2 separate regions of the Homo sapiens genome follow, and region 2 is linked to region 1. The links are chromatin loops, found by intact Hi-C in ENCODE. Cell type or tissue: dorsolateral prefrontal cortex. All regions are shown on one strand.

Region 1 (4,000 bases):
AATAGAGCCCCAAGCATTCCAGAGTCAGTGGGACCCCCGGCTACCTCCTCGAATGGGCCAGAACTTTCCTGGGCTGCGAGGATGCAGTGCTGTGCTCCCTGTCAGGAGCAGAGAGCTCCAGCCCTCACCCTGAACGTCAGGGTGGTTTGAGAGGCCTCACTTGTGCCTACCCAGAGAGTAATTCCCAGTGATTTGCTTATTATTACTAGCCGTGACCCCCGACTTAGTGCAGCCTTATCCCCACGTGCACATTGTATACCTGGAGTGAGCCCATCCCAGCTCCAGGCGCTCCCTCAGCCTTCCTGGTTTCTTGTCTCAGTGTCCGGCTTACCTTCTTCCCTCAGGGGCACCTTTCTCTCCATCTCTTCCCAGTACAATCTTTCTCACTGTGGGAGGCATATCTCCAATGCCACCTCAGTTCCCCTACATCACTTCAGTAGACAAGAGAGCTCTGTTTGTGGCTCTGTCACTTAACAGCGCTTCTTCTCCCCTCTCTGTTTCTTTCTGGGCCTCTTTTTTCCCCCTATTTTGCTTCTGAACCAAAGGCTGCTCCTCCCCCCACCTCGCCCAGTCCCTCCTCCTCTAGAGCAAGCACTGCGGAGACACATTGGCTCCTGGGTGGGGCTTGTGCTTGTCAGGCCCCTTGCAGGGTCGAATGGGACTCCCTGAGCTCTAGTTACAGATCAAAGTGAGTTGCTTCTGCCACTTACCTTGACCTATAACTCGGTCCTTGCTCTTGTCAAGATGACTGGCTGCCCTGGCGCAGGGCGAGCTCAGGGTGAAAGCTGCAAGAGCCGTGTTTGTGCAGAGACCAGCGCTCCCCAGGGCCGCATGCTTGTGTCTCCTCCCTGCAGTATGTGGCACTGGGCCAGCCAGTGCAGTGGGACGGGGACAGTTCCTGCAATGGCGCTGCTAGTGTGGGAGGTGAGAGAGAATATTAGGAAGCATTAAGGATGAGGAAGAGGAAGGTGGCTGGTCTTGTATTTGCGAGACCTGGGCTAACATCCAGGCTGAGGCCTGAACACTTTTAATGTGTTATCTCATTTAAGCCCCATGACAATCCTGCCAGATGGGAATGATGCTAACCCATTTTACAGACTTGGAACCTGAGGCTCGGAAGGCTGAAGTGACCTGCCCAAAGGCATGCAGCCTGCAGTGATGGAGGGGGGACTTGCAGCTAAGTCTGGCTTGACTTCAAAGCTGATTTTAAGGCACACTGCCTCCTGATAAGGAGAGTGCCCCGCTGTTTTATTTATGGGTAACACTGAGTTTTCACAATTGCCCTGGTCTTAGAAGAATCTAAAATAAGGTTTAAAAATTTGGGTCATGAGTTTCTACAAGTTATTTAATTTTCTAGTAAATATTGTAATAATACTTAAACCATAGCATGGTTTTAAGGAGCAGATGAGTCAATGTATGTAAAATGGTGCCCAGTACACAATACAGACACGTCAGCTCTTTTAGCAGTCATGTAACAAAAGCAGCACCATTGCTGAAGGGAATGATTAAGAAACACTTGAGGCAGAGCCCTCCTTCAGCCGCTTTCTGTCCTAGGCAAGGGGGTTAAGGCTAAGGAGACACATGCAGACCTTTTCTTCTCATGACTTGAGGTAGAGTTTCCTGTCCTTCCTATGATTCAGCAGCTCAGAAATGACAGAAAGACCTATTATGCTTGCTTCTTAAATAAGATTATCTGTACTCCTACCTCTGGAAACATTAAAAAAGCTCTCAAAACTATTATTTTCTAGTGCTTTCATACAATGCAAATTACAGATGTTAATTGGAATGCAGTTCTCCTTCTTCAGACTTATTTCCCAAGTGGACAGATTGAAGCTCACCTGGGCTTTTCCAAGCATTTTGTTAAGTCTACCCTCACCCTCAGTCCCTTATTATTCATTATCTATTACCCTGGAACATATAAACATTCGCTGCTGGCTACTATTTCCTTGTAGTTTATTCAACAGTTTGGATTTGATGTATGGGTTGTTTTTTTTTTTTTTAAAGGAAAAAAAACCCAGACACCCAGGAAATTAAGAAGTTTATCAATTGGAGTCCTAGAGCAGCCCAATGCTAAGGCTGTGAATGAGGTTCACAGGACTAAAGACTTAATTAAATGAGTCAAAGTTTGATTTAAATTGTAAATTCTCTGTTGATACCTAATCTCAGTCTCACTGTAAGTGAACTGAATTTTAAAAAACAAACACACTCTGCTTGCGGACAGTAGCCCCATCTAGGGGTAGAGCGTTTCTCTTCTCTCTTTCATTTTTCTAAATTTTCCTCTTCAATGTTTATTCAACCCAGGCCATTAGCAGGAGGAAGGGAAAAATTCCCAGATTTTCAGACAACACCATTTTCCACCAGTTTCTCGGGAAAGCTGAAGGATGCTTAAAGAGAGGTGTGACTGAGCATTGATGAGGGGGGAGGAGGCTACAGGACATTTTCTTCCATCTGGTGTCACAGGCAGAGCGTCCCCTATGCTGAAAAATTAACAGCACCATGCTGCCTCTTTTATTTAGTGCCCATTCCTTAAGACAGAGCGCAGGGGATGCTCTTTATAGTGTGAGCTGCTGGGTGACAGGAGTGTGGGAGCGGAGCGAAAACGAGAGGCATAAAACCCCCTCTTGCAAGGTGAGCCAAATGCAAACTGATGTTTTATCAGCTTCACAGGTGCTGCTGCCCGCATTCATTTGAGACCTTGGCACCTCACACAGCTCCCGTCATTTTACGGCTTGTGCTCGGGAGCAGTGAAGGCCCAAGAACTGGGAAGTGGAGTCCCTCTCCCCGGTTCAGGGGATGCTTTAGTAGAGGAAGGGAGGGAGCTCATGGCCAGGGTGGACGAGGGGCTTCTAGTTTGCACCTGGATATGACATTTTAGCTTCTTCCTGTTTTCTACCTTCCATTTTGATGAACTTACTCTTAGGTTTTTCTCCGTGGAGAAATCCTGGAGAGGCATATGATAATTATGATCGTCTCTGGTTTACACGTAGAAAATCACAGTGTAGAATAATGAGCAGGTTTAACAAGCATCTGTGTATTAAAGAGGACCCTGCTTTATCTCTATCCAAGTTCCCTGAACTCTCATTCACGCTTTGCTTCGTATGAGGTGATAAAATTGAAAATTGATTGCATGTAGGAGGCTGGATTTAATCGAGGCCACTCAGGCTGGAATTTTAACTGAATCATGTACGGCAATTTCCCCCTCATCCAGAGCCAGGGATCTTGGATGGAAGGATGACCAGATGAGGGGACTCCCTGTGACCACTGGCATCGCAGAACCTCTGCATGCTGCTGGGATGAGTAGCCCACATATGGCAGGGCTCTCAGGACCCTGTGTGGAAATTTTAAAAGAGAAAAGAAAGCAAGCGAATACTACTGCATTGAGACCAGAACTACTGAGGCTTGAAAAATGCACAGATTTAGCACCCCCAAAGCTGGCTGTAAAAAGGCCGCACTCCGAGTTAGCTGCTACAAACCAGAGGGCCACCAAGAGCTCTTCAGAAAGGAAGCTATTTAGGGGCCACCCCCTTTTTAAAGAAAAAAGCCTGTCATCTTTCTGGCAAAAAGCCATTGAATATACTGAGAGTCATTTGCTGGCAAGCAACCAAATATGTACCAAAAAATAAATTGGGTATTTAATTTAAGACAACTGAAAATGCGTCTGTGTGGGCAGCTTCAAATCGATATGTGCTGGAGCCACACACCCTTTATGTGAACTGCAATGAACACTTCCACCACCAGTTAGCGTGTTTGCAAACCCTCCAGGCTTAGAGAGACAGGGGTCACCCATGCCCGGGAAAATAAAATTAAAAAGGCTTTTAAAAGTCCACCTTAAGAGCACGTGCTGCCGGCTGATAGAAGAAACAGGATAACTCAGTTGCCTACAAGCAAAGTTTGCACTTGTGCCTGAGCCCCTCCCCAACCCTCCCCATGCGTGGATAAGCCGGTGCCGCCTATCCCCGGCGTGGAAACGCATGGGGCCCAGCTGCAGCATGCGGTGTGG
Region 2 (4,000 bases), 420 kb after region 1:
CTCTCATAACGCATTTCAGAAAAGAATGCTTTATTGCATATTCATTACTCTTAATTTATTTCAAAAATCAGGGTTTTTTACTTTATCAAGTTCTTTTTTTTTTTTTTTTTGAGACATAGTCTCGCTCTGTCGCTCTGGCTGGAGTGCAGCGGCGCATGATCTCGGCTCACTGCAACCTCTGTCTCCTGGGTTCAAGCAATTCTCCTGTCTCAGCCTCTCAAGTAGCTGGGACTACAGGCACGTGCTACCACACCCAGCTAATTTTTTGTATTTTTAGTAGAGACGGGGTTTCACCGTGTTAGCCAGGATGGTCTTGATCTCTTGACCTCGTGATCCGCCCTCCTCAGCCTCCCAAAGTGCTGGGATTACAGGCGTGAGCCACCACGCCCAGCCTTATCAAGTTCTTAAACAAGTGCCTTTTACGTGCCAGGCGCAGTGCTAGGAACTTTCTTAAACACGGTATTTGAATCTCTACAGCAATCCCACAAGTAGGTACCAATTTCCCCCTTTCACAGTGAAATAAATGGAAATTCAGAGATGGTAAGTGAACTACTCAGAGCCACTATCAGTCGGAAGTAGGAGGACTAGAACTGAACTCCGGCCTGGCTAGAATTATTCAACACAAGCAGAATCTAATTATTTCCCTTACAAAAGTCAGAGGAGGCTGGGCGTGGTGGTTCATGCCTGTAATCCCAGCACTTTGGGAGGCAGAGGTGGGCAGATCACTTGAGGTCAGGAGTTTGAGACCAGCCTGGTCAACATGGTGAAACCCCGTTTTTTAAAAAAATACAAAAATTAGCCAGGCGCAGTGGCGTGTACCTGTAATCCCAGCTACTCAGGAGGCTGAGGCAGGGGAATTGCTTGAACCCAGGAGGTGGAGGTTGCAGTGAGCCAAGATGGCACCACTGCACTCCAGCCTGGGCAACAGAGCGAGACTCCATTTAAAAAAAAAAAGAAGAAGAAAAAAGAAAAAAGGAAAGGCCCTCTGTGTTGTGGTTAGGACCTCAGGTTCTAGGGCCAAAAATCTCCTGGTTGACTGCTAGTTGGTCACTTTCTACCACTGTGGCGCAGGGACCTCACTGTCCTCTTTAAACATCCATTTCTTCATTGTAAAATGGTCACATAAGTGGGGGAACAGGTGAGATCACGCACAAGAAGCATCAAACTCTGTGTAGCACGTTAGCTCGTAAAGGATTCTCACCATTTTCATTGCATAGCTACGCATTTAGTGAACACTAATGACCTTACATATTTGTGTGTCACTGTGTGAACTTATAATTCCATGTCCTTCATGTAAACGATGTGTTTACATCCAACGTATTTTCAGAGACTCGCTTTACTGCCTCACTTCTAATTTTCTATGATATACGATTGTTTCTGTGTAGGCAACACCAGACATTGTTTTCTGATTTAGGCTGGAACGCTAGAAAACTCCACCGCCTGTATGTGAAAATGCCAATGCATTTTATAAGCAAAGTCAACCGCAAAATGTTTATAGGGTCAGGCAGTTAGATCTGAGGTACAAACATGGTTTAGAAGGAATTCTTACAATGGTGCTAAAGCTCTAGAAGCAAATACTATGTGGGAGGCCATAGAAAGAGTGAATTGTTGTTCACACTTCAGCTTTGATTTGGAGACACCTGTGAAAGAAAATAATCTTTTTCCCAGTACTTACTGGTTATTTTATTTCCAGAAAACATGCTTGTTATTTTAGCCGAGGTAATTGCCTTGCCTTTCGGGTATGGTTTGTGCTAAATGAACAGTGACACCTACTGGCGGAAGATGATCACGTTTATTTACTAAAAGAAGCTCCTGTTCTCACTTTGCTGGGTATAATCCCAGAAATAATACAGAATGTTTTGATTTCAAAGAGCAAAGAACCAACACTGGAGTTAAAAAGAAAAATCAAACCACGTCAAGGCCGATACATGAATATAGACAGATTCACTTTCTGGAGTGAAGATTGCTCTTTTCTTCTCTAAAAATGCTGGGTTCCCCCAACCACCACCACAAAAATAAGCTTGTCAGAGCTGCTCCAAGTAAGGCAGTTCAAGTGCCAAGGAAAGATGTTTGGCTTGACACACCTGTTCTTCTTCTCTCCGTGGAGTAAACAGATTGGCAGAGGCTGCTTCAAACACGTTATCTGTCTAACTCATTACATATTAATACTTCCAAAGTAAATCTCTCCATTCTGTAACTTTATTTAAATATTTTTATTAATATACAGTAATACTTTTCCAGATGGCCTTATCAGAAGTTTTAGTGAGAATAAGCAGCTGAAAACACAACAGCTGCTCTGCTGGCAGCCTGAGAGCCCTGCGCTGTGATACTGCCAGGCCCCCCATGGAGTCAGCCAGGCCTGGGGGCCAGGCCCAGGAGGGAGCGTGGGAAGCCAGCCTGCAGCTCCCAGCATTACTCATGCCCCTGGGTGGGCCACTGAGTCTGCGTCTAGGTTTGGAGTGGAAAGTAGGAGGTCTGTCTACATTCCCCCAGCTCAGCTTTGCCTAGGGCCCTGTCCTTGGGGGATTATTAGACACTGTTGATTTACAAAAGCTGGTATTTTCATCTAATTTGGTTCTCTAGGTCTAGAGGTTAAAACCCAGGGGGGCCGGAGGGATGACTAATTGGCAGCCTAAATTTCCAATGTGTTGTGAAAGTTATTTAACCTGAGTTTCCTTGCCTGTGAAAATGTGTGTATTGAGTACTGCTGTGACAATTACAGGAAACAATAGATGTAACCCCCAGCCCCGTGAGTTTTTTCTTTTCTAAGACACAAACCCCATTCTCAGAGTTATGGGAGAAGGTACATTTATACACTTTAATTCAGAGACCTTTAATTCAGAGATTAAATCAATAGCGTGTGGTCTTGGAGGCATTAGATGACTTTTTTTTTTTTTTTTTGAAACGGCGTCTGGCTCTGTTGCCAGGCTGGAGTGCAGTGACGCCATCTCTGCTCACTGCAACCTCCGCCTCCCAGGTTCAAGTGATTCTGCTGCCTTAGCCTCCCGAGTAGCTGCGACTACAGGCAGGCGCCACCACACCCGGCTAATTTTTGTATTTTTAGTAGAGACAGGGTTTCACCATGTTGACCAGAATGGTCTTGATCTCTTGACCTCGTGATTTGGCAGCCTCGGCCTCCCAAAGTGCTGGGATTACAGGCGTGAGCCACTGCGCCAAGCCCGTTAGATGACTTTACAGGCCATCAAAAACCCGCTGCCATCAGAAACTCTGGACCCACAAGCAAGCTCTCTTCTTGCTCTTGGCCCAGGTCTGGAGCTTGAATGAGGGGTGAGCATGAGCTAGCATAGCCACACCTCCTACTCCTTCCTCGGCCCCATCTCCCTCCAGAGTTCTTTCCTCCATCTTCCTTTCTTCTTTCTGGTACCTCATTCCAGAGCTTTAGCTGCTTCCCCAATAGACGTGGCTTTCAATGCAAATCCTGCATTCTGACCTCTCTCCTGGGTGCTCAGCATCTGCTGGACGTCTAGATGGGGGAGTCTTCAAAACGCCAAGGCCCCTGGGCAGGAGGACGGGTGACAGTTCGGTGTGTATCAACTCCGTAGCACGGTTGATACAAGCCTTGCCTTGAAGCACTTTGTCTTATGGTCAGAACCATGAACCATCCTTTCTGGCCCATATTAATAAGATTAAAAGCTGGTAGCTTGCCTTTTTCCCTGCCTGGTTTTTATGAGCAAATATAGGACACTGTCTCCTGCGAGGCAGCAGCGGATGAGGCTGGTCGGGGGTCACTGGTAAGAACGGGTCTCTGTTGCTATTACTCTCTGTTGGTCTGCCTGGGTTTGAATTTGGATGCCGAGAGCTGATGGGCCTATCACTGGAGTGACTTTGGGTGAGTTGTTTAGCAAATATATGCCTCATTCACACATTTATTCAACAAATATGAACTGGCATCATCTACGAGCCAGGTCCTGTTCTAGGCACTGGGAGGCGTCAGTGCTCAAAAGAAACAAAGTTCCTGCCCCCCAGTGTGTGCGCTCTC

Evidence for each region. Peaks named below come from ENCODE experiments on the same cell type or tissue, not always from the same donor. Only the 100,000 strongest peaks of a DNase experiment are listed, where the experiment ranks them.
Region 2: it touches region 1 in a loop (2.6-fold over the local background); 2 of 110 quality-filtered maps call a loop at or near these places.

Annotation. Positions count from the first base shown.
Region 1 is chr6:161,835,576-161,839,575 of GRCh38, reverse strand. The region is part of intron 6 of PRKN (parkin RBR E3 ubiquitin protein ligase); the gene reads left to right. Among named protein-coding and RNA genes, the nearest start is that of LNCR-SMAL, 400 kb to the left of the region's middle. In dorsolateral prefrontal cortex, a CTCF peak has its summit at 2,227; a DNase peak (open chromatin) is centred at 3,895; H3K4me3 peaks cover 844 bases.
Region 2 is chr6:161,416,350-161,420,349 of GRCh38, reverse strand. All of the region lies in intron 9 of PRKN (parkin RBR E3 ubiquitin protein ligase), which reads left to right. Among named protein-coding and RNA genes, the nearest start is that of AGPAT4, 140 kb to the right of the region's middle. RefSeq lists an enhancer at 3,914-4,000. In dorsolateral prefrontal cortex, CTCF peaks have their summits at 1,577 and 1,778 (motif pointing left); a DNase peak (open chromatin) is centred at 1,764; H3K27ac peaks cover 1,409 bases.